Linked DNA regions of Mus musculus: regions 1 and 2 are each linked to region 3. A link is a loop called in an ENCODE intact Hi-C map of the cell type or tissue named here. Cell type or tissue: heart. All regions are shown on one strand. Each heading gives the region's core, and the rest is flanking DNA. Links, peaks and the distances in the headings are about the cores only.

Evidence for each region. A loop is a pair of places that touch in the nucleus more often than their neighbours do. Peaks named below come from ENCODE experiments on the same cell type or tissue, not always from the same donor. Only the 100,000 strongest peaks of a DNase experiment are listed, where the experiment ranks them.
Region 1: it touches region 3 in a loop (3-fold over the local background); 16 of 42 quality-filtered maps call a loop at or near these places.
Region 2: a loop joins it to region 3, with 3 times the contacts of the local background. A loop is called at or near these places in 9 of 42 quality-filtered maps.

The regions. Positions count from the first base shown.
Region 1 is chr3:19,626,187-19,634,281 of GRCm38, reverse strand. It overlaps n-TRacg3 (a tRNA gene), which reads left to right and starts at 6,251; the gene lies at 6,251-6,323. It overlaps n-TYgta1 (a tRNA gene), which reads right to left and starts at 5,927; the gene lies at 5,835-5,927. It overlaps n-TYgta2 (a tRNA gene), which reads right to left and starts at 5,500; the gene lies at 5,412-5,500. It overlaps n-TAagc14 (a tRNA gene), which reads right to left and starts at 5,287; the gene lies at 5,215-5,287. In heart, for the core only: a CTCF peak has its summit at 5,321; DNase peaks (open chromatin) are centred at 5,011, 5,521 and 6,001; H3K4me3 peaks cover 2,266 bases; H3K27ac peaks cover 3,201 bases.
Region 2 is chr3:19,519,366-19,527,460 of GRCm38, reverse strand. The region is part of intron 1 of Dnajc5b (DnaJ heat shock protein family (Hsp40) member C5 beta); the gene reads right to left. Among named protein-coding and RNA genes, the nearest start is that of Dnajc5b, 15 kb to the right of the region's middle. In heart, for the core only: a CTCF peak has its summit at 5,098 (motif pointing left); no DNase peak of the experiment used is centred there.
Region 3 is chr3:19,689,953-19,698,047 of GRCm38, reverse strand. It overlaps Trim55 (tripartite motif-containing 55), which reads right to left. Exons shown (of 10, transcript NM_001081281.2): 10 at 5,464-6,571. The coding sequence ends at 6,449. It overlaps Crh (corticotropin releasing hormone), which reads left to right and starts at 2,652. Exons shown (of 2, transcript NM_205769.3): 1 at 2,652-2,881; 2 at 3,558-4,647. The coding sequence starts at 3,572. The coding sequence ends at 4,135. It overlaps Gm42189 (a long non-coding RNA gene), which reads right to left and starts at 3,775. Exons shown (of 3, transcript XR_880694.3): 1 at 3,509-3,775. In heart, for the core only: CTCF peaks have their summits at 3,766, 3,979 (motif pointing right) and 6,409; a DNase peak (open chromatin) is centred at 3,477; H3K4me3 peaks cover 941 bases; H3K27ac peaks cover 390 bases; H3K27me3 peaks cover 777 bases.

The DNA of each region.
Region 1 (8,095 bases), core at 1,992-6,991, 64 kb after region 3:
AACAGGAGCTTGGCGAGCACCATTGGGAGACTGTGCTTAAAGCTCAAATGTAAATGCCCATTGGCTCCAGATGGTTAGAAAAATAATCAGAAATTTACCCCAACTTCCAGAATAGGTCAGAAAATTCGGGGAATAGGAGGAATTTGAGGCATTAGTCAAAAGTGGTAACATTTCTCAGCACTCCAGAGTACCTAGGGGGCTTTTATTTATTCCTGGCCCCTTCTGTCTCATCAGTACAGGCCCTTGGCTTCAACAAATATATGTTCACCATACAAAATAGGATTTATGGTCAGAGACGAGGTGAAACCAACAGGAAGTATTAGATACAGCTGTATTAGCTACTTTGCTTATTGCTGGGATAAAATACCTGATGAGAACAGTTTAAGGAGGAAAGGGTTTACTGTATTGACAATCTGAGAGGATAATCTATCATGACAGAGAAGGTGTGGAAGCCGGAGCAGCTCTGGCAAGGTATTGGGAACCTAGGACAGCTGGTCACTGAATCATGGTGAGGAGGGGGGGGGGATCTAAATGCTGGTGCTCAGGGAGCAGGGGGGAATCTAAATGCTGGTGCTCAGGGAGCAGGGGGGAATCTAAATGCTGGTGCTCAGGGAGCAGGGGGGAATCTAAATGCTGGTGCTTACACTTTTACAGGGTGTGGGACTCCACCCCAGGGAATGGGGAACAGAGCTCCACATATCCAGGGTTGGTCTTCCATTTAGTTAAATCCATCTTGAAGTGCCTTCACAGACATGCCCAAAGGCTTCCTAAAAGATTCTAAAATCAGTCCTTTGGCAATCAAGATCAACATAGACTGAAAGAAAACCAGGAATTGCAAGGCCAGTCTTGCTTCTAGCTTAATATCTTATACCCAGTAAAATCGAGGAAGTTATGACTGATTCCATCATTAAAACAGAGAAAAATACAAACAAAACAAGGTAAGAACACCAGATGATGTGAATGCTGGAGGCACTGGTGAGCCCTGAAGGAGGGGGCTTAGGAAGAGTGGACACACACACGCAGGACATGGCTTGCAGCATTGATTAATTCTCCTCCAAATTACTTTAATCCCAGAACAAAACAAAACAGCAAATAATTAATCTTGGGTAAACCAAGTGTTCTTGGTGTGTGGGCACAGATGTGCTAGCTCTGCGTGTACGTGCATATGACAGCCAGACACTGACATCAGCTGCCATGAGCTCTCATGCTCTGAATCTTCTGAAGACAGGACAATTGCACAGGCTGACTGGTTAGTGAGCCCCTGGGACTCTTCTGTCTTCATCGCCCAGCACTAGGGTTGCAAGTGTTTTTATGTGGGTACTTGAGCCAACTCCTGGGCTAAAAATGTTAGTAGTTTTCTGCAATACACATCCATCCGTCCTCCTCCCCACAACTATTATAAGCAAAATACACTACACATTCCATAAAGAAGGCTACACTTTATTTGAAATTTAGATGAACTGGGTTTGTTCCAAGTACCAGGCTCTGCTGTGTTCTGCACAACTTGGCCCTGGAAACATGACTCAAGGGACACAAGAATGAAGAAATGACAGCTAGAAAAGCTGTGTGGGGTCACCCATGATACAATAAATCCCCCCAGAAAGTTCCTGTGTATATCACACAGGGAAGGGGCTAACTCCTCCAGAGGGAGGCCTCTGAGAAGCAGCACCCTCAGCATGCACACATACAGAGGCAGGAAGCTCTGGTTGACAGTTTCTGCATACACTGGTTTTAACTAAAGGCCAGTCACTCCTCACTAGTTCTGGGAACAGAGGAAAGCTTTGTCATCCCTGTGGACCTCACCTGGGGTAGGCTTTTTCCCTCCTTGGGTCTGCTACACTGGGGTCCTTGACACAGATTCCATATTAACAATATACTGTCAGCTGGGGCTTCACCTTCTCTCCATAAGGCTTGGTAGATCACCCAGATACAATGGCTCTTCCTTTGGTTTCCTATAGCCAAAGCTGTGGATAAAAACAAACAAACAAACAAACAAACAAAAAACCCCACTTCCTAAAAAATGTGAGCTACTTGCGCATTCCTGTTTTCCCAGTGTGTGGGAGGTAGAGCCAAGGCCGCACCCTATTGAAGGCCAGTCTAGAATACACAAAACCACCACCCCTTACAGTGACAACAGAGGCAAGACCCTCATCCTGAGAATTTCTGCTTTTATGCATCGATCTTAAAAGTTACTGAGAAATAAACCAGCCCTAGCCTTCATCTGTGTAGTGAGATCCCAGTTATTACCTACGCAGAAGAGCCCAGTACCTGATCAGAAACTCCACTGGTCACTTGCCATGTTGCCTCTGCTCATTGGCTCTGTTACAGTTTTTCTTGCTACCTGGCAACAAGGAGTTTGAACATATGACTTTAAATTTTGAATGAGAAATGACATTTCATAAAGATAAAAATCACAAGGAAGGGACTAATTTCAAGTGCTTTACACGCTGGCATTTCATGTATTAAGCTGATTGCAAACTGCTCACTGGAAGCTGTGTTTTATCTTGATAATTGTTCCACCTTCAAAGTTGTTCTTTCTAGATTTCACTTCATCACGAAGATCTTTGAGAAAATGAGTAAAAATTAGCATACCATACTTTCTTCTGAACATTTCTTGGCACAATTTTTGTTGTTGTTGTTGTTGGTTTTTGTTTTGTGTTGGTTTTAGTTTTTCTTTTTTTTGTTTTTTGTTTTTTGGGTTTTTTTGTTTTTGTTTTGTTTTTTTTGTTTTGCACATTTTGGGTTTTTATTGCTGATTACAGACTTTAACTACAAAATGTGCATTGCAAGTCAACAAGACGTTTTCATATGTCCAATAAAAGTTTAAAGAAACAGACAAAACCCACAAAGGACAAGAGAAATACAAGCTTCAAACAATAGAAATTAAGTCTCCACCGTCAAGGCCTGCCAAAAATTTGAAATAACCCAAACCGTGCAAATGTTCAACAGAGACCATGGCCATACATGGGATTGTAAATACTTGTCCCATTAAGGACAAACCAAACAAGTTATCAGTTATGTTGATGATCAAGACAAACAACCTCATTGGCTTACAGCAATATTTTCTGTCCTCTGTAAGAGTTTGTGACAAGTTCAAGAGGTTGGAAACCTGTGTTGCTTCAGCAGGGCGGTGCTCAGAAGTCCACATGGTTCTAAGAAACCATCCTCAGCCCCTGCATGGTTTTAGTTTTTCCGAGACAGGGTTTCTCTGTGTAGCCCTGGCTGTCCTGGAACTCACTCTGTAGACCAGACTGGCCTCGAACTCAGAAATCTGCCTGCCTCTGCCACCCAATTCCTGGGATTGAAGGTGTGCGCCACCACCACTCAGCTTCTTAGCTTTTTGGCACAATTTCTGTGCTAGAAATACCCAGTGAGATGCCCAGCAAGTGGTCCTATCTGACGCCTTCACCAGGCTCTAGTCCTCCTTAGCACCATTGGAACTACACACCCCTGCCGCCATGTTCTTACAAGCTCTTAGTAAAATGCCAGTGGTTACTTTTACACATACGCTATTACATGGCCATCCCATAATGTGTTTAACCACATTCTGTATTTTCAGTCTTGGTCTACTTCCTTGGCTTGGGAAAGCCCAGCACCCCTTTTCTGCACTGTCTTATGTGTTTAGACAGCACATATGTGTTTAGACAACACATATGCAAAGATTCCACGTAACTCCTCGGGGCCTGCGGGTGTAGCATGTTCACCAGGCCCCTTGGTACTGAAGTCTGTCCCAGGCTCTGCAGTGTGCCAGCAGAATACCAGGCTGCATTTATGCCTCTCACTCTCCTCCCCTCCCGTTTCCTTTTCCTCCATCCGCATCCCCCTTCTTATTGATTCTTACTGTGTTCCAGGACCTCTGCTAAGAGAGTGAAATTCTATCTTAAGTGAGAGGAAGTGCCACAGGGCCATCCTGCTTTATGGAAGATGAAAGGGAAATAACCCAGATGCTGAGCACCCTGTCCAATGTCCTACAGAGTCAACACAAGCCACTGGCTCTCACTTCCTGTGTGACTAACCTCTCTGTGACCCAGCCTCCTGATTTTCACATCTGAACCTCTGCACTTCCCTGTCTGGATTGCTGACCTCAGGAAGTGTCTGGATTCTGGTGCAGATACCATCCCTACTATCTGACTTGACATTCCTTTCTCTTTTTACCACATACACTTACAGGAATTGTTATTGTTCACAAATAAGATTTAAGTGGCAAAGCACTGTGGTGAACACCAATAACCCCAGTTCTGGGAAAGCGGAGGAAGACAGTGAAGAGCTAGAGGCCTGCACACCCTGCTCTGGCACACGCATACACACACACACGCACACGCGCACGCACACGCACACACACGGTACTTGGGAGGCACAGGCAACTCAAGCCCAGCTCCTGAAGCCTTTGAGAAGAGGCCTGGTGAACATGCCACACCTGCAGGCCCCGAGGAGTTACTTGGAACCTTTGTAAAATAAGAAAAATACATAATTTTATGTAGGGGGATATATTTAAGTGACAAAGATTTAATCAAAAGCTTTATTGAAAATAACAAAATAGGATTAAAAATGGAAAGATAGAAAGTGGAAGACAGCTAGAAATTGCAGCAGATTGTATACACTGGAAACAAAAGCACACAGGTTGCCCAGGACTCTAAAATGTACAAAGGAATTATGACTTATTATAATCGTCAAAAGGCTAATAATTCTGCCCTTGACTGAAGTATATGTGTGTACGTGTGTAGTATGTCTTTTAACGAGGGAGCCTAAATCGGACCTTTTTTTTTTTTTTTTTTTTTTTTTGGTTCGGTTTGGTTTGGTTTGCTTCATTTGTTCGTTTGTTTTAATTTTCAATTTACCCTCTGTGAAAGTCCCTAGTCTACGCGATGCCCCACAATTTCTTCCTGGAGAAGACTAGAGTCCCGTACGCTTCTGAAGAAAATCACTCCAGCGCCATGATATACACCCTTAGGCCTCGTCCCCCGTGGAGCCACACAGCCCCGGACCCTCAGCTTAGCCAGGGTTTAAAGCTGGGTCTATTTCCGGGTTTTGCTGGGGAGCGGCTGTTGCATACCGGTTAATGCATGCCTGGAAGTTTTGGACACCACACAAAATACAAGGTTGAAAGGTTGAAAATCATCTCGCTGAGTTTTGCCTACTGTCTTTCGGCTTCAATTGAGGTATATAACAATGAAAAGAAAAACTACAGAAATGCAAAGACAAAAAAAGGGGAACTGGAGGATGCGGGCATCGATCCCGCTACCTCTCGCATGCTAAGCGAGCGCTCTACCATTTGAGCTAATCCCCCTCCACCGGCATCTGGCCTTTATGTGCTCCCCTAGAGGAGGAGGAGCGCACTGCGAGGCATGGAAATTTGTTCCGAACATGCCTCATAGATAGGATTAAAAGGTAAAAGAAAATAGCAAGCTCTTTCCTTCGAGCCGGAATCGAACCAGCGACCTAAGGATGTCCACAGCCACAAGCCTACAGTCCTCCGCTCTACCAGCTGAGCTATCGAAGGGAGCGGCAAGCCGGTTGACGGAAGGGCTCCATAACGCCACGTCACTGCTCCGCGCGGCCGGGAAAAAGGTCGCCCCCGTGCGTGGAACGCGGGCTCGCGCAACCGCATACGTGAGGAACCGACTTAGTGGTAGTACACCCGTACTCTGGGACTGGTCGGAGAGCGCTCTCACTATGAGGTCGCAAAAGGTTGACGAGTACGGAAGAATACAGGCCCTTTTGGGAGAGAAAGTCCTCGAACCGCCAAGATGGTTAGCGAGTACAGTAGCTGAGAGTGGGGCCCCGGGCAAGACCGGTAAGTCTAAACACATAAGCATGGAGAAAACATTACTGTCTCCTTCGAGCCGGAGTCGAACCAGCGACCTAAGGATGTCTTCTAACGGGGAGTTAGCTACAGTCCTCCGCTCTACCAGCTGAGCTATCGAAGGGACACAAGAAATGTTCTGCCCCTTGACACTGAACACATCTCAATCAGGAGTTCGGTTGACAGAGGGAGCTGCGCATGCGCACTAGTCAGGACTCAGACGTTAGGGGCGCGGGTCGTTCTACGCATGCGCACAGCCATCGTTTTGCCTCCCGCATTCCTGAGCGGCCTAGAAAGGACCCTAGCACAAAGTCCTCGGGAGGCCCAGGCTCTGGTTCTCATTCTTCGCCTCGCCTGCCTGTGCCACCTTTGCCCTTCTCACTATAAGACTGTAGAGAACGATCTCATGCTGTCATCTCGAAAGCCCCTAGAGTAGCCCACGCCGACGGGCCAGTGGCGCAATGGATAACGCGTCTGACTACGGATCAGAAGATTGTAGGTTCGACTCCTACCTGGCTCGAGCTTTTGGCCCAACCGTGTTGGGCTAGCTCAGTACTTATAGCAGCCTGCATTAATAACCAGCCTGTCCCTGCTCCTGGCCCCATCACCCCTCTTAAGGCACGTGGCGCAGGGCCATTCATTAAAATACATTTTTGACATGGTTCTGAAGCGTTCAGAAAAATATTTTATCTAAGTGGGCCATTACTTGGCATTTTAAGACAGTAAAATGATAAGTGTTTGTCTCCATATTCTGATAATGTGCCCACACAGTTGTAGGGCTTTTTGGTTTTTTTTTGTTTTTTGTTTTTAATCCACCCATTGGCTTGGGTCTTTTCACCAAGTCAGGTGTTTGAGCAAAAGGAGCTAGGTGGCTGTTATCATGCCGACTAGATAGCAGCTGGTATCTTTAAAGTTGTTTAGTGTTTCTCAGGGTTAAAAAAGAAAAAAAGAAAAAAGAACCTTTATGGAAGTTGAGGGAGCGTTGCTTTCCTCCACGTAAGTTCATAGACAAACCAAAGAGCCGCTATCGTGTTCTTAGTTCATTTTCTTATTTTGCAAGGGTAGGAAACAAAGTGATTATTTTCAGGTCATTGTTACAGCATCTTTGCACTGTGAGAGAAACCATCACCCTCAAGCAACTTAAGAGGAAGAAGCACAGGGGACCAAGAAGTGGGGGATGATGGTGGTTTCTTTTATTTTTTTGTCTCTTATTACAAAATTTCACGTGAGCTACAGACACAGTCACACAGGGAAGCCGTAGGAAATGAAGGCTATAGTGTCAGGAAGGCTCCTTCCTCAGTGCCTTCAGTTCCTTTTTCTCTAGGGCCGTAGGGCTCCCCTACAAATCGCTGAGCTCTTGATGAGATACAGCATGCGCTTCAGCCCTTCCCAGTAAATGAGAAAGCCCATTTGTCTCTTAAATGGGGAAACAACACCTTAAATAGAAGAAAGTTCAAATGAAGCAAATGGCCCAAGAGAATTAAAAATAACATGAGTAACGGAACAAAAGTATGTTTCGAAATGCTTATGGTTCTCCTCTAGGAATCCAAGAAGGTATTGCAACAGTGAAAACCAGAACACAGGTAGCAAAAGCATCAGAGAGCAACTGAGTTCTTAAACCTTAAAACCAGGTCTGCTCAGGCAAAAAAATTATACGTCAGACATAGATGATGACCAAATGTGAAGATGTAAATCAGAGTGCACATATCTTGAAGCACATCAGACATTGGAAAGCAAAACATTATAAAAGTGAGAGCATGGAAAAGAGATCCAGAGAACACAACTCCCGAATACATGTTCTAGAACATAAAACAGGCAATCGGGGAGCAAAGTGGCCATCCATGAGGACTGGATAAAAACAGCCAAGGCTGAACACAGGCTGGTGAAATGTAAAACCCTTGGAGGCTTTCACCAATGAGGGCCCAACAAAACAAAAGACAGCAGCCTTGAACAAGAATAAGAATTGGTCTGTAGCCAGACCTAGCAGCAGCACACACTAAAAGGCAGTAGGGCAGGGCCTTTCTGTGAGAAGACAACTTTGAGACAAAATTGCCTACCCAATCAAATAGCACATGTGAAAGCAGAAAGGTCAAATTTGCAGGAGGCTCTGTGCTTGTTTGAATGAGAATGACCCCATAAGCTCAATATATTTGAATGTTTGGTCCACAGTTGGTGAATCTATTTGGGAAAGATTAGGAGGTGTGTCCCTGCGCATCAACTTTGAGGTTTCAAAAGCCCTTACCATTTTAGGTGGATCTCTCCTCTCATCACTCCCTCCCTCCTTCCCTGCCT
Region 2 (8,095 bases), core at 1,992-6,991, 170 kb after region 3:
CGTCATTGGTTTGGATTTGGGGTTTCACTTGGTTTTGTCTATGATGGAATCCAGTATCTCAGCATTCCAGGTAACTTCTTTGTCACTGGACTACATATTTAGCCACATGACATAACTTGGAAGTTTCATGGGGATCAACAATCTGGTCAGGCTTCTATTGTGTTAAGTGAATTTGGAAAGGAAAAAGCAGCTCATTTCTTTGATTCTGTAAGATGAAGATGCTGTCGGCCACCACTGTGACAGTCTCTCAACTGTAACTGAGGAATGACTCTATAGAATCAAATGCTATATGGCACAGGAGAGTACACAGTTCCCTATTTTATAAGTTTTGTGAGTTTATAAGTTTTTAACCTTTTTTTTTCTTGGTAAGGTTATGTTCAAAGCCAACCAGCCTGGTTTCAAAGTTGAGTCTTATTGTCTTCCACGTGGAGAATTATATAAAATGGTGAATAACATTTTTATATAACTTTGAAGTTACAAGGGGCCTGAGATTTTAATTTGGGCAACTATAGAAATATGTAGAAAATATAGAACCTTAGGAGGCTATAGGGAAAAAACTAAATTAAAGTGCTCAAGAATGGCTGACACTGATCCTACGAGTGGTCAGGCCTATGGTCACTCAAACTAACCCAAAGCAAGATCCTGCGGTGTGCTTGGGCTAATGAGTTCCTTACACGGTATAGGGAGCTGTCCAGTTGAGAGTTGCTGCTGACCCCACATCAGAGAGGAGAAGCAGAGAGCTCTTCAGCTCAGTAAGGTGGAAAACACTTGCCAGCTGGGTGCCTGCCCTCTGCAAGAACTTTCCACAGCTCCGGTTTCCGAAGGAAACATTTGCTGAAGGTAACAGCATCCATGCGATTAAAAACAAAGTCAAATTAGGTTCCACAGGACTTAGCTCAAGCTCCAGTAACTAAAAGATAACATTTCTGTTGGCTTGGGTTTACACATGCTGCTCTCTTTACTCATCTCCTCTGTAAAACACAGAACAGCACATGGGCTCTTTAATACTTCCCATGACTATTGCAAAGTATCCATAGACAGAGTACAGACTCTTATAGCCCATTGCTTTCTGGGGCTAGTATGGGCTAATTGAGAAGGGGTGTGTGTGTGCATGTGTGTGTGCATGCATGTGTGTGCTGATTCTTGTGGTTTTATTTTTTACTCTAGCTTGTTTTTTTGTTTGTTTGTTTTATAAGGAGAAAGAGAGAGAGAAGGTCACAGGATTGGGTGGGTGAGGAAGTTGGGGGATCTGGGAGGAGTTGGGAGAGGGGAAACTGTGATCAGAATATATTGTATAAAATCTTTTTCAAAGTAATAATGTCAGGTGTGGTGGCACATGCCTTTAATCCCAGCACTCAGGAAGCAGAGGCAGGAGGACCCACTGTGAGTCTAAGACCAGCCTGGTCTAAATAGTGACAACCAAGGCTGCTATGTAGAGAGATCCTGACTGAAACACAGAAGTGACAAAATAGAAGGAGGAAGAGGAGCAAGGGGAGGAGGGAGAAGAGAGGGAGGAGGAGGAGCATCAGAAGGAAGGGAGGTTATTCTTTTCCTCCCTCCCCAAATCAGAACCTAGTGCACTGGAGGTGCTCTAAGAGTTTAGACATGCAATCCTGACAGGTTTTGTCTCAGGCTTCTAACTCATCGATAATCGAGTGATTTATACAAATGGAAACTGCTTCCTGTTCTGTCACGTGAGGCACTTTACCCAAAGCTTGGTGAGTCAAAGATGGCGGCCCCGAGGCTGGCGGTGGTGATAGGACACGGTGACATGGGTGATGCCGATGCTAGAGGCTGGAATAGCTGACTCTGATGCAACTATCTCATGTAAGTCCTAAAACCATGTAAGTAGTAAAACAAAGAGAGAGTTTCTCTATTTTAAGACTCAGTGTTATCTCAGTAGATTGACATTATTGCCTTCATGATCACACAAACAAAAACACTCTTTGAACTTCAGTCAGGCTTTTCCCTTTAGAACTGCAGTTGAGTGTGTCCTTGTGTGTGGCCTGAACACCATTGCAGAATGAGTCGTGAGAACTCAGGTGGTTTTGTTTCTATTATTATTACATTTATTTGTATACTTTGTGGCAGGACATTCATGTGCATGATGTGAATGTAAAGGTCAGAGAACAATATTGGAGAATAGGTTCTCTTTTTCTACCATGGGGATGTGTGTGTCCAGGGATAGACTCAAGGTACCTTTACCTGCTGAGCCATCTTGTCAGCCTAAGCTTAGAAGAGACTCTACCAGCTCAGTGTTTAATAACCCTCAATATCTTATCAACTTCCCCATGCCTCACACTTGGTGCCCTGAGCTCCTCTCAATAAGAACACTAAGTTCGCCTTCACCATCATTCTTCCTGCACTTGACATTCCCATCCTCGTATTTTTTTTTTCATCTGCTGGTCCAAAGTTTGCCCCTGGGTTATCAATCTTGACTGGCTCAGAACGGATCCCCATTCCATACATGGGATTCCCTTTCTGTGTTATAATTTATACTAAATAAAGCATGCTTATAGTACTTTTATAAAGAAAGTATTCGGGCTGGAGAGATGGCTCAGTGGTTAAGAACACTGACTGTTCTGCCAGAGGTCCTGAATTCAATTCCCAGCAACCACGTGGTGGCTCACAACCATCTGTAATGGGATCTAATGCACTCTTCTAGTGTATGTCTGAAGACAGCTGCAGTGCACTCATATAAATAAAAAAATTAATAAATCTTTAAAAAAAAGAAAGAAAGTATTCATTGAGTCATTTTATATTATAGTGTTATAAAGAAGACCAAGATGGGTGCAGCTAAGAAAATTACCCAAGAACTACATGTAGGAGACAGCCTGGATGAGACAAAGTTCTAACTCATTGAAGAGCTTTGCTTCATGAGTGTATAACTGCAGGGGGAATTGGGGCTTGCTGTTTCTTACCAACCCATGACCCAGGGAGTGATGACTGAGGGAAGCTCAAGAAAGCTAGAAGTGGAACTACTAATGAGGCCCACCTTACTTAAGTAAATCTCTAATCTGAGAACTATGTGACTGAGAAAATATTGACAGAGTCTTGTTACCTGCCTGGAAATACAATATATATTTCACATGTGTGAAATTTAAACACAGTGTTGCTTACTTATGATAAGAAATTGCTGTAATAAACCAAGGAAGTTTGAGCCCAACAGATGTCCTTCTTTGACAGAGTATCTGTACACAGAACCTTGGCCAGTGACTTCACAGGCCGCCCGTGTCTCCAGTTCAGATAAGCTCAAGTGACCTGCTCAGTGCAAAATTCTCTTTTAATAGGACATCAGTTATAAAGATTGTTCTGCACATTCTTGTGTGAATGCAGTCAGGCAGCCTACAAAAGAACGAGCACATGGAAACCGAGATATAGTATGTGTGGTGATGGCATCGGAGGATGACCCTGAAGCTGTATCTTAGCCCCCTTTCGAATGGAGCTTTAACTGGGTAACAGACGTATCCTGGAAAGAGAAGGAGATGCTAAAGATAAACCACACATATGCCACACTTGGCAACTCCCTAAATGCTTTCTTTTCACAAGTCACAGACATTTTAGGATCCCCTGTCTGGTTACCATGGTCATGTGATTTTTCCCAAAGAAAAACATCAACCATGAAAGGTTAAAAGCTGGGCTTGAGTGCTCAGCTATGAAACTGCATTTATATATTCTTGTTAAATTTGAAGAAGCTGAGCTGGACAAGTTAGCTTTAAGTGACAAAGTGTGTCCCTTCTTTGCGTACACATCTGCATCCCCATGTCTATGGTCACCAGGGAGGCTAAGTGGTTCTGTCTGTCTGTCTCCTGGCCCACTATGCTAGTACACCAAAGACTGCATAAATCTCTAGTGTCCCCAGTGGATCTTTGCAAGAACAGCTCACAGAATGGGTAGTCAGAACTCACTGAGTTGCAAGCAGCTAGTGGCTACAATCCTTGATCTTCCAGGTCTGGCCTTCAGCTCTTAGTCTTACTAAGTGTCAACTGGAGGTGCCTGGAACTGTACATCCACAGCTGAGCAGACTCTCCCAGTGATTGGAGTAGAAAAGCCCCTTTCAGAACATGATGGGTAACATTTTGAAGAAACCCTTACTTTCCAGACATGCAGGATCAGATGGGCCCCTGTGCTGATGCTGTCTTCTCAGCCGACCACTCTGCCTCCCATCCACAAGTTCTTATAGTGTATATCTCCTGGAAAGCAGTCCCACTGACACTCATCACCATTGAGCTACATGCTACCCACTTACAGCCCTGCTCCTCATCCTTCCAGACTCTTGGAAACATTACAAGGTTTTCTGGATTGTTCCACATCACAGACACAGACCATCCAGCTGTCCCTATCACCACAACTCCACAGATGTGAAAGCCACAAAACAGCCCCTCAGCTTTTCTCCCACTGCCTCCACACCAGACCTTACTTTTAGATATGTTACAACCAAGCCAAGCCAGCATGAAGGACTAGCCTCCAGAGGTAAAAACCTGGACCCATGGACTAGGTAGCTCTTGCATGTGACTAGGAATTGACAAGTATAATGTCATGGCTAGTTAGTTCAATGTCAACTTGACACACACAGAGTCTTCTGAAATTGAGAAAACACCTCCATGAGATCCAGCTGTAAAGCATTTTCTTAATCAGTAAGTGGTAGCGGAGGGACCCAGACCATGGTCAGCGAGTGGTGTCATTCCTGGGCTGGTGGTCCTGAGTTCTATAAGAGAGCAGGCTGAGCAAGCCATGAGAAGCAAGTCAGTAAGCAGCGCCCTCCATGGCCCCTGCATCATCTTCTCCCTCCAAGACACTGCTCTGAGTTCCTGTCCTGACTTCATTCAGTAGCAAACAGTACTGTGGAAGAGTAAGCTGATTAAACCCACTCCTCCCCAGTTGTTTTATCATGGTCATGGTGTTTTATCACAGCAAGAATAACCCTAACTAAGATATAGAAGGGTGAGTACCAAGCACTTATCTAGCTGCCTCTCTGTCCCAGGCTCCCGAGGCCCCTGTGCATGCACGTCTTTAAAAGGTCTTTTCTGAAACTTTCTTAAAAACTCAACTCAGTCCTAACACAAAGCTAACTTGCCATTCTATATGGCTGTGCTGCCCTCTAGTGTTCAAAAGGAGAGTAACCGTAAGCAGTCATTTTCAACTTCAATTATTTCTCACACCAAATCACCTGTTTCCCAAAGCCTGCAATCACAATGGTGATTCTATGTGTACTGGCTAGGTTATAATTTTAAATCTCGTGTGTGTTTCTGGACATCCCTACCCTTCCTCTCTAGCTCTTCCGGATACTTTGCCCTGACCCTTGGTATCCCTGCTACCTACAGATTCTCATCCTGGCACAGCCTCCGTCTGCTTCTTCATCTTCCCACGTAACCTTGGCATAGATCTCACTCTCTGCATACCATTCATCAGGCTGGGGGCCTTTTTGACCTCGTGTCCCTCTCAGTCACCACTTTCATCCTCCTACAGTCCCTTATCCTACACAGGTCCTTTACGTCTTCAGTCTTGTCAGCAAGCTCCAGCCTGGCACACACTCACCCTTGACCTGTCCTGCCAGCCACCTCCCTTCTAAATATGCCATTGTATTTATGACTCACTAACATGTCTGAACTCCCCAAATCTGTCAGTTGTGCCCCTTTCTCCAACCACCTTCCTGTTCATCTAAGACTGTCAGACTAAGTCTAGCTAGCTATGCCTTTGTCAACATCCCTAACTCTTCAAAGCTCTTCACACTTGACTGTGTGTCTCCCAGTGGAGTACAGTCTTACCCACAGGAACTGCTGAGCTATTCCTAGAAAGCACTCACGTTCCTATTGATTCAGTGGAGACTTGCACCAATCGACTGGTCTCCTCACCATCCCCACCTTGCTTCTAGCAAAAGACACCAGCTCTTAACTTGGGGGAGAAATGGTGTTCTGTTGTCAATAAAGCACTTTCTTGTGGATATATTTGATGCATGCAACAACTGAGACAAAGTCTTACAAGCCAACAAGCCAGGCCCACAACACTGTCATAAAGAAACCACAGTTATTAACAGAACCTGGGTAGGAACATGCGTCCTAACTCTGAGAACCCCTGCCATGAATGAAGTTGGTTCTCTGTCCACAGGCTCTAGGGAGCCCTTGGTCACCACCTCTGGAGAGTGCTGCTTCCATACAGAGCCTCCACTGTTGGCAAAGCACCTGCAGTTCATTTATTCCAGGCTAAAGGAAGAAGTGAAACAGGCTTGAAAGCAAGATACTTCTTCTAATTTGAGAATTGTTAGTACTGAGGGTTGTGCTTCCTTGTGTGCCGATTGGTCTGCCATCTTCAGAAGCCTTGCCTAAGATTGTTCACTTTCAATGATATGGGTCACAGCTTTGGAACCAGTACCACGTGGAAAGTCAGACCAAGTTCTTCTGGAAGGAAAACTCCACAGAACGGAGGAGGCACGTGAGTACAGGTTGTGACAGTGGGATGGAGAATTCACTGACCTAAGTGCAGTACACTTAAACCATGAGCTGATTTCCTCTGAATACATGATATTCACAGAAGTAGCTAAGGCCACTTCTGCTGGGAATAGAGGACCTAACTGAGTCACTTAACAGGTGATAGGACTCACAGCCCTTTCTTGGGCCTTCTACAGAAGTATGACGACCATGCAGCCCTGCTTTAGTCAGTAAAGTGTGTCCCCCTCTGTCCCCATTTTTCTTCTAATACATCTTTCTTTGCACTGCACCTATACTGCTGCTGTACGTGATGCTGATCTTCAACAGGAGCCTTCCCACAGATGCTGCCACAGATGTGGCCTGCTCTGTGATCTGTGCACACTGGATGGGGCCAGGAGGGTCCCCTCACTCCATGCCCTCAGAGCTGATATCTACAGGCTACACTAGAAGACCTGGCCCGGGAGATGTAGCTTGTAAGTGGACTTGGGTAAGGAACTCATTCTTTTCAGTCTTAGGGCTTCTCTCTGAAAAAATTAGGTGCTTGCTGTTGTCGAAGTCAACTCAACAGCACTGTGGGGACTAAGTATATTATCATAATGAATGGAACTCCAGGAGCAACCAGAGAGGGTTTATAAGGGTCCAGGACAAAGGAATCTGTGTGTATAAGATAGATTTAGGCACTTCGAGTTAAGCGTGTTACTAAACAGTGTTTTCTTAAAGTGTGGAGCAGGAGGGGGATGGGCAAAGACCGGCAGCACTGTTGAACAAGCACCATCGCCATAGAGGAAGGCCCAACCCATGCTGGATGAATCAGCAGGCAGCATGCACCTATGGCATGATTGATGTGCGAACATTTTAAGCTGTTTATAAAAAAAATGGGGGAGGAATGGAACAGGATTGGACTGGCCCATGGGGACAGTTTTGAAGAGATGTTTCAGAATCCTTACCCATTCCAGCCTATGACAGACCTGGCATGCTGCCCCTCTACAGCCAAGTGGGCAGTGGGGGAGCACAGAGCTGTGATAAGCCCTGAAGATTGGACATCTGAAGCACAAGGGTAGGGCTTTCAGTAAACAGTTACTGCTAATGTTCCACAGAGCCCTTTCAAAGCAAAGGAGAGGGGGGCCCTTCTAGTAGCTGCATGCTGCCCAAGGCCAGCATGTTCACACATGAAGACAGGACAGTGCTTTCCCTGAGCTTTGAGCAATAGCTAAGGCCTTCAGTGCTTTCTTCCTAGGGAGGGAGCAACTCTGAGACACTTGGGAAACTGCCCACACCCAGCTAAGGCATGTAAGAGGGCTGGGATCCCAGCTCTCTTTTAACAAGTTAAGCTACTTAGATAAACTTACTCAACTCTCCGGACTTCTTTCTGCATTTCTAAAATATACAAACGTGGTACAGTCAAAAAAGCGTTTAGCAGATGGAGACTGGATGGCTTTTCACTTAGGATCATTGTTTCAATTAATTGTTCTCTGGTGAAATGGCTAATTCTATGTGCCAACTTGCCTGGCTACAGGGTGCCTAGATATTTGTTCTAACATTACTCTTTTTGTGTGAATGTGTATTGGTATTTCGATCAGTAGACCCCAAAAAAAGCACCTGCCACTCATCTTCAGCTAGAGACTTATAGAGATCAAAAACGTACCCTCCCTGAGATTAGAGTGCAT
Region 3 (8,095 bases), core at 2,079-7,078:
TTAACTCACTCCTATGTTATATTGCTTTTGATAAAGTATTTTGAACAGGAATTAATCACTACTTGGTGCCCATATTTCTTGAACAGTGTTTCTAGGATATAAAAGCATTTGTGTTGGTCCTTTTATGATTCCTTTCAGTAAGTGAAGTGCTATCTCTTGGTGTGAGTCTTGTAATAGAGATTATTAGTGTCTTGTGTAGATCATATCTACATTGTTATGTCTGTAATCACACATCAATGACATAATTTCAAGAATCCTCCCTACTCCCTATATTCTATAAAAAGATAAAATTAATTCTTTTATTTTTGTGTGAATTTTTATTTTGCATTTTCATTTTTAGGTGCATCAGTGCACTGAAAAACCTCACATCACAAGATTCAGCTAACATGAAAATAGCAGTGTGCACATACAGACATTTAAAGCCAAGGGGCACTGCACAAAGAATTTCTGTGTTCTTGTGCCTTGGGAATAAAAGGAAACCCCACGAAAAGGCCTCCAAGAGCTGATATGTGTGTTGCTCCACCTCGTCCACTCGTCTCTGCTCATTCGTGTGCCTGTGCTGGGAAAGAAAGCACAAAGGATGCCGTGATGCTGTGTAAATAGTGAGGCCAGCAGTAAAGAACTGGGTTCTTGTTCTGACTTTATCACTCGCTGAGTAACTTCAGATTCCCTCTGGTTCTCATTTAAGCCAAGCGAGCATTTCTAACACGAGTTCTCTGAGATTTGCTTCAGTAAATTATGGTACTTCACAATTTATATTCCAGGTAAGCCCCGTGGCAAAGGCTCAACAGCAATAGTGGAGCCCGAGTAAAAACACGTCTCCTGATGGTCCGATGGGAGGGATCTTGAGGGCCAGGAGGTTAGCAAGAGCCCATGTGTGCCACTTCTTCCCCCAGGGACCCTCCCTGACTTCTCCTGGAAAGCCCATAGGCATGTCTCTCTCTTACTTCCTCTTCAGGACTCATTGGCCTCCTTTCCCTCTCCAGACTGGCACTTAAGCTGAACTTTATGAATGGGCAAAGAATTGGTCAGGAATGAAAGTTAAAACAAAACAGAGACCAACAAACAAAAATCCCAAACACTGAGGTGAATTTTAACCTCTAAAATGCCCACTGTAACAATAGTGAAGGTTCTGCAGGCCTCCTGGTCAATGTAAACCCACTTTTCCTCTAAAGCACAATTTGATCATTATTTATTAATGAATCACACTTCTCCTGTGGACAGAATCCTTCCTGTGTTCTCTTCTATCAGAAATGCATCCCATTCATTCACCTATGAGCTGACTTTTCTGCAACCTCCAGTGTGAAAACACCTTCCTCTTGTTTCAAGAAGAGTTATCAATTAGTACAGGCCCCAAACAGGGGTGGAAATCTGCATTGCATTACTTGTGACAGAGAAAATGGCAGACATAACCAGAAACAGGGAACAGGAAATTTTGGATAAACAGTAGTGGTGGTTATGAAGCAGCTGAAGCGAATCCCAGACACTAGAGTTTGTAACAGCATCTTGAATTGCAGGATTAAAGGTAACTACTTCCCACTTAGACATAATCTCCATTCAACTCAAAATTTGAGAGTAGATTTATAGACATGGCATTGTGTTCTATAATAGTGCCAGAAAGCAATAACTAAAGACACTTGTGGTGCACATTTGAATGTGGAGAAAAGAACAGAACACATAATAAATAACTTGAGTGGTTTGCTCTGCATACCATCATGGTTTCACAGTACACGGAGGTGAAATGAATGATTCTCATTTACAGACTCAATAACTGATTTTTTTTCAGGCTATCAAACAGCTTAAGTTTTTTCAACACAAGAGAACAATGCCTCTCTCATTGGGTTTGCGGTGTAGACTCCGAACAGAGTGTTTAATATACACAGCTCACCCTGCTCTTCTTGGGGGAACAGTCCTGATTAACTTTAGATTCTAAGAGAACCATAGGAGGCCTGAGATTCACTTGAAACTGAGGCTTTTAAGAGACTTTGTTTATGGCCTTCCTCGTTAGAATAGCTCTTTTCTTGTGAAGGAAAACACTAAGCTGGTTTCAAAAAAACGTACTGGCCTTGTCTTCAGCTCCATAATTCCTATGTATGCTCTTGGGAGGGCTAAGTGGATAAAAACTCAGACCTGGTTGTCTCTGTCCCCTAGTTCTTCATTCTCCTCCAGGCAGAAAGATGGCAGGCCATAGTAACGACAGATTTCAGATACTGAGATGTTTCCTGAGAGGACAACCTGACAGAAGAGTTAGGTGGGGGTGCTGAGGCACCAGGAAATGTCCAGATCCACCCCTTTAATGGTAACTACCTTCTTGGAAGCTCTGCACTCCCCACCTCTTCTTCTTTCCCCTCCCACTCTCTGTCTCTTTTCTGGTCCGTATCTGGCCTATCATAGTAAGAGGTCAGTCTGTTTTCCACACTTGGATAGTCTCATTCAAAAATTTTTGTCAATGGACAAGTCATAAGAAACCCTTCCATTTTCGGGCTCGTTGACGTCACCAAGGAGGCGATAAATATCTGTTGATATAATTGGATGTGAGATTCAGTGTTGAAATAGCAGAACTCTGTCCCTCGCTCCTTGGCAGGGCCCTATTATTTATGCAGGAGCAGAGGCAGCACGCAATCGAGCTGTCAAGAGAGCGTCAGCTTATTAGGCAAATGCTGCGTGCTTTCTGAAGAGGGTCGACATTATAAAATCTCACTCCAGGCTCTGGTGTGGAGAAACTCAGAGCCCAAGTACGTTGAGAGACTGAAGAGAAAGGGAAAAGGCAAAAGAAAAAAAGAAGAGAAAGGAGAAGAGGAAGAAAACCTGCAGGAGGCATCCTGAGAGAAGTCCCTCTGCAGAGGCAGCAGTGCGGGCTCACCTACCAAGGGAGGAGAAGGTAGGCAGCGCCTAGACGGGCGCCACCAACTTTGTGCTGCCTGAGCTGCTGTGGTGAGCCCCGGAGCCAGCTGCCCATGTGCTGGAATGCCTGTGCCTATGCATGTATGTGTGTCGCTAACTGTGCCTTAAAATTCCGATGACAGTGGCGATTTGAAAAAGCGAAGTTAGACGGCGGCTGCTCATCTTTATCCACTCAATCCAATCTGCCACTCACTGCTCATAGTCTGTGCAAAGAATGGCTCCCCTATTGCATCCCATGTCCCCAAGCAAACGGAGTAAGGGCAGGAATGGAGACAGAGAAGGTTGTTCTCAATTTGGCAGAAAAGGATGTCCGAAAGGGGGCGATTAGGGTGTGCGACAGCTTAAACCTGTGGCACTTGTCCGGGCTCAGGGAAGTCGGTTTAGGGAAGACGTTTGGGAGGTCCTTAGGAAGAGGAGCCAGGGGTTGTCCCTTCTAGGTCTCCAAAGAAGGGTCACCGCGGGCTCGCACCAGTTGAGCTTTGCAGGTACCTAGCTTCAGCACCGCGGACAGCGTCACCGAAGCCTAGAGCCTGTCTTGTCTGTGGGTGTCCGATAGGAAGCCCCGCTGCACCTTCCAGCTGAGCTAAACTCTGACCAATCTTACCTTTCTCCCCCACCTTCTCTCTCCCCCGACCTCAACCTCGGTGCTTCAGAGAGCGCCCCTAACATGCGGCTGCGGCTGCTGGTGTCCGCGGGCATGCTGCTGGTGGCTCTGTCGTCCTGCCTGCCTTGCAGGGCCCTGCTCAGCAGGGGATCCGTCCCCCGAGCGCCGCGGGCCCCGCAGCCCTTGAATTTCTTGCAGCCGGAGCAGCCCCAGCAACCTCAGCCGGTTCTGATCCGCATGGGTGAAGAATACTTCCTCCGCCTGGGGAATCTCAACAGAAGTCCCGCTGCTCGGCTGTCCCCCAACTCCACGCCCCTCACCGCGGGTCGCGGCAGCCGCCCCTCGCACGACCAGGCTGCGGCTAACTTTTTCCGCGTGTTGCTGCAGCAGCTGCAGATGCCTCAGCGCTCGCTCGACAGCCGCGCGGAGCCGGCCGAACGCGGCGCCGAGGATGCCCTCGGTGGCCACCAGGGGGCGCTGGAGAGGGAGAGGCGGTCGGAGGAGCCGCCCATCTCTCTGGATCTCACCTTCCACCTTCTGCGGGAAGTCTTGGAAATGGCCCGGGCAGAGCAGTTAGCTCAGCAAGCTCACAGCAACAGGAAACTGATGGAGATTATCGGGAAATGAAATGTTGCGCTTGGCCAAAACGATTCTGCATTTAGCACACAAGTAAAAATAAAAATTTAAAACACAGTATTCTGTACCATATCGCAGCTCCGATATCATTTGTTTATTTTTATATAGCTTGAAGCATAGAAGATGTACAGGGAGAGAGCCTATATACCCCTTAATTAGCATGCACAAAGTGTATTTCTGTGTCGTAACAAAACAGCGTTATTTGTATTGCCCATGCTTAATTTCTATGTGCAAATAAGCGTCTTTATAGCGATATCTTAAAGAAAATGTGGCCCCAAGGAGGAAACCTTTGAAAAAGCAGATGGGAGTCATCCAGTTGTTTTTATTTGGAGCTGCAGTGGAAGAGAATTCATTCTTGAGGGGTGGCTAGGACGAAATGTGTAAGCTCTTTGAATCAACTTTTTCTTGTAAATGTTTCAGTAATAAAACATCTTTCTGATTCTTGGTCAATTTGGTTGTGTAAGAGAACGTTAAATATATTTTTAATAAAATCTGCAAAGGTTGCTGTGGCTTTATTTTTCCTCTTCAGTGTGCATACAGAAATGGCCCCAGCACAAGACATAAAAACAGCACAACAAACAACTTGCCCCTCAACAAAACACCCTACATTTTATTTTCTCTTAAAGATAGGAACATTTGTCACATAGCTTACATTGGCCCTGTAATTTGTCCTGGGCTTTCCTCTGTACCTCTCAGACTTCCCTTCTGAGATTAAATTAAATAATTTTAGAGGTTCCTCCCACCTCTAAAACTTGATCACAGTGGAAATAACACGCAAGCCTAATTAGCTGAGGACCGAGGAAGTGTGGGCCTCATGGGAAGTGGGTGGAGGTCAGAGGACAACTGGAGAAGGTCAGACTCCTCCTACCATGTGAGTCCTAGGACCTGAACTGGGTTCTTTAGGCCCAAGAGCAAGCCTGTACCCACTGTACTACTCACCAGCCTAGATAGGAGAAACTTAAGAATGCAAGCATCTCAAGTAAATAAACATATTTTCAGTGAAAGGTCACTTGGGAAATTTTTTCTTAAAAAAAAATAGCTACACAAATACCTTTCACATTTCTCTCTATCCCAGTCCTAATAACTGCAACCTGTAGGCCTGTTATTTGCTTCTAAAATTAAACAGCACTTCTAATTTTAATACGTTTGCTTTAGTAGTTTAGTTACCACCCTAAAAATTTTAGTTCCATAATTAATACTTTTAAATTAATTTGTATATATGAAGATGGCACTTCTCTTGAGGCCCTGGAAATATGCTTGATTAATGGCTTAATAATAAAACATGAATCACTGAATAAATTGCTGGGAGACTGAAGTTCTTAAAAACATTTATTTAATAGTTCATTTAAAGTAAAGTTACACTTATGTGATGAAGGCAAGGAAGGAGAGAGGAGAGAGAGAGACCGGGGGGGGGGGGAGGGAGGGAGGGAAGGAGGAAGAAAGGAAAGGAGGGAGAGACAGAGGGGGAGAGAAGAGACAGAGGGAGAGAGGGGGAGAGAGAGAGAGAGAGAAGGCACACAGGGGGAGAATTGTGTGTATACTTAAATCCATGCAGTTGCTCCACAGATTATCAGATTGCTGCTATGGCAGGACACTTAAGAAAGTAGACAGCTCCTCTTTGAAATTCAATTAAAATGCCTAATACATGGATATGATTATGAGATATGTAAATAAGGTTAGAAAAATGTCAAAAGAGTTGCCCTAGATTTTTGGCCTTCTGGACTATGGACGTGTGGCCACATGTAAAGGAAAGTCCTGTCTGCGCACCCATGGCATCCATAGGGAAAGGAACCTCTACAGTGCCCTACATAGCTTTGGTCAGTGACCAATCTCCATATTTTGATAAATCGGTCAGTTTGGAACTGACACTGAACATCACCTACCACCTGCAATGCTAAGGAGAAAAGCAAAAGGCACAAGCGTCCTAAAATAACCAGAAGCCTGAGGGAGGCTGGGAGAGTGTTCTGCCACTTTGTTACCACTTGGCACTTATGGCTGATACACAGGCATGCACCACACCTACACAACCTTCAGAAGGTTTCTCACACAAATGAAAGATTTGCAGAAGATCAAGTTTCTTCAGAAGAGTATTTTCTGTAATTTTGTTCTGAGCATAATCATTTTCTCAATGAGTGAGATAAGTCATCTGGAATTAAAGGGTGGTGGTGTTGTATTGTTTTGTTTTGCTTTCAGAAATCCTGTCCAGAGGTCCCCTTCATATGAATCGTGGTGAATTTCCACCTGTTTCCTGCTGCCTATGTGCTTCTCAGCCAGGCAGACAGGGGGCAGCAACGAGAATAAATATTATTCATTTAGGGAATTCAACCAGGAGAAGGAGAAGACGTGGCGAGCTGGCTCAGGATCAGCCCCACCCCCACTCCCCAAGGCTGCAGACTGTCCCTGGGGAGAAGGGGCCTCAAATCCAATCTGCAAAAGAAGAAAATGTGGATGAGAGGAAGGAGAGAGTAGACCTTTGGGGAATTGGTCCAGTTACTGATCTACGGAGGAGAGAGGATGATGAGATGATGATAGTAATTAGATGAAGCATAATTATTATTAGGGATAGAAAGCAAACTTAGGTCATCTTAGTTATGGTCAAGAGCCATTCAAGTGATTCACGCTCATAATTCAAAAAGAATAGCAATAGCGCATGCAGTGGAATGGAGCTCTGGTGGGGAGAAGCCAGGGTTCCCTGCTTGGCTTTCCTGAGTTAAGTCATTCATGATTTACTGACATGACAGTCTCATTCACACACACAGATATCTAGGTTTACAAAAATCTGCAAAACTATTGAAATCCTGCTAAGTTTTAACTCATAACTCAGCGATAGAGTGCCTTCCCAGCCGTCCTAGGCCCGAGTTTCATCCCCAGTGCCACACAAGACAGAGAGGCCGAGAGGGGGAGGAGAGGAGGGAAGGGGTAGGGGAGCGGAAACTTAAATGATGTTGCTATCTTATGACAGTGCAACTTATACTCATATTCATATAATGTCTCCACTGCTGACGTTAGAAGTTTCTACCAGATTACACTCGTGTGCCATCAGTCGGGGTATGTTCCCAGAACGTCAGCATTAAGTTATATTACTGTAGAGGGGGCACCAGTGCTCGTGCACTGAGACAATAGCAGTAAGCCATACTACCTAGAAGAATCAAACTCGAGGAGATCACTGACAAAATGTTACTATGCACACATTTATATGTTTGTAAATCGCTTCAACTTTGCAAAACCCCTCCGTTTTGCAAAGCCAAAGTATTGATCTTGAACAAATCCTGAAGTGAGTGTCTCTAGGCAATAAAATCTTATAACGTTTAATTCACCTGACCAACTCAATCTTATAAATGAACTTCAATAATTTGTTTTGAGTTTTAAAAATAACAGCTTAATGGAACAAAGAACATTCATATATATATATATATATATATATATATATATATATATATATATATGACTCGCAATTTGATTGTTTTCATTCAAACTGTAAGGAGACCATGATAGATCTGGTTTGTTCCACCGGAAATGATCAAGTGTGTTCTCGCACTTTCCTGGTAAACTCTGCAGTATGGAAATGTCAAAGGCTCAGAAGGAGTGAGGCAGCATGTGTACCCAAGCACAGAAGCCCTGGGGTGAGGGTGGGGTGGGGTGGGGCTGAGGTGGGGGTGGGGCTGGGGGCGGGGCTGAGGTGGGGATGGGGCTGGGGGGGTTGGGGTTGGGGTGAGGTAGGGCTGGGGCAGGGCGGGGCTGGGGTGGGGTTGGGGCTGTGATGTCTGACCAAGCAGGACTTCTGTAAGTATGAGTATATTGTTGCTGTGCAGAATAGTTTTTAGAGGAAATGAGTGCTTGGCAGGCCCCTTCCCAGATCTCACCATAGAGGTGTGAGGTGTCATTCAAAAAAACCCAACACAATTATAGTGAGTTATTTGGTTTTAGGATTCTCTTTTTTGATATTAAATT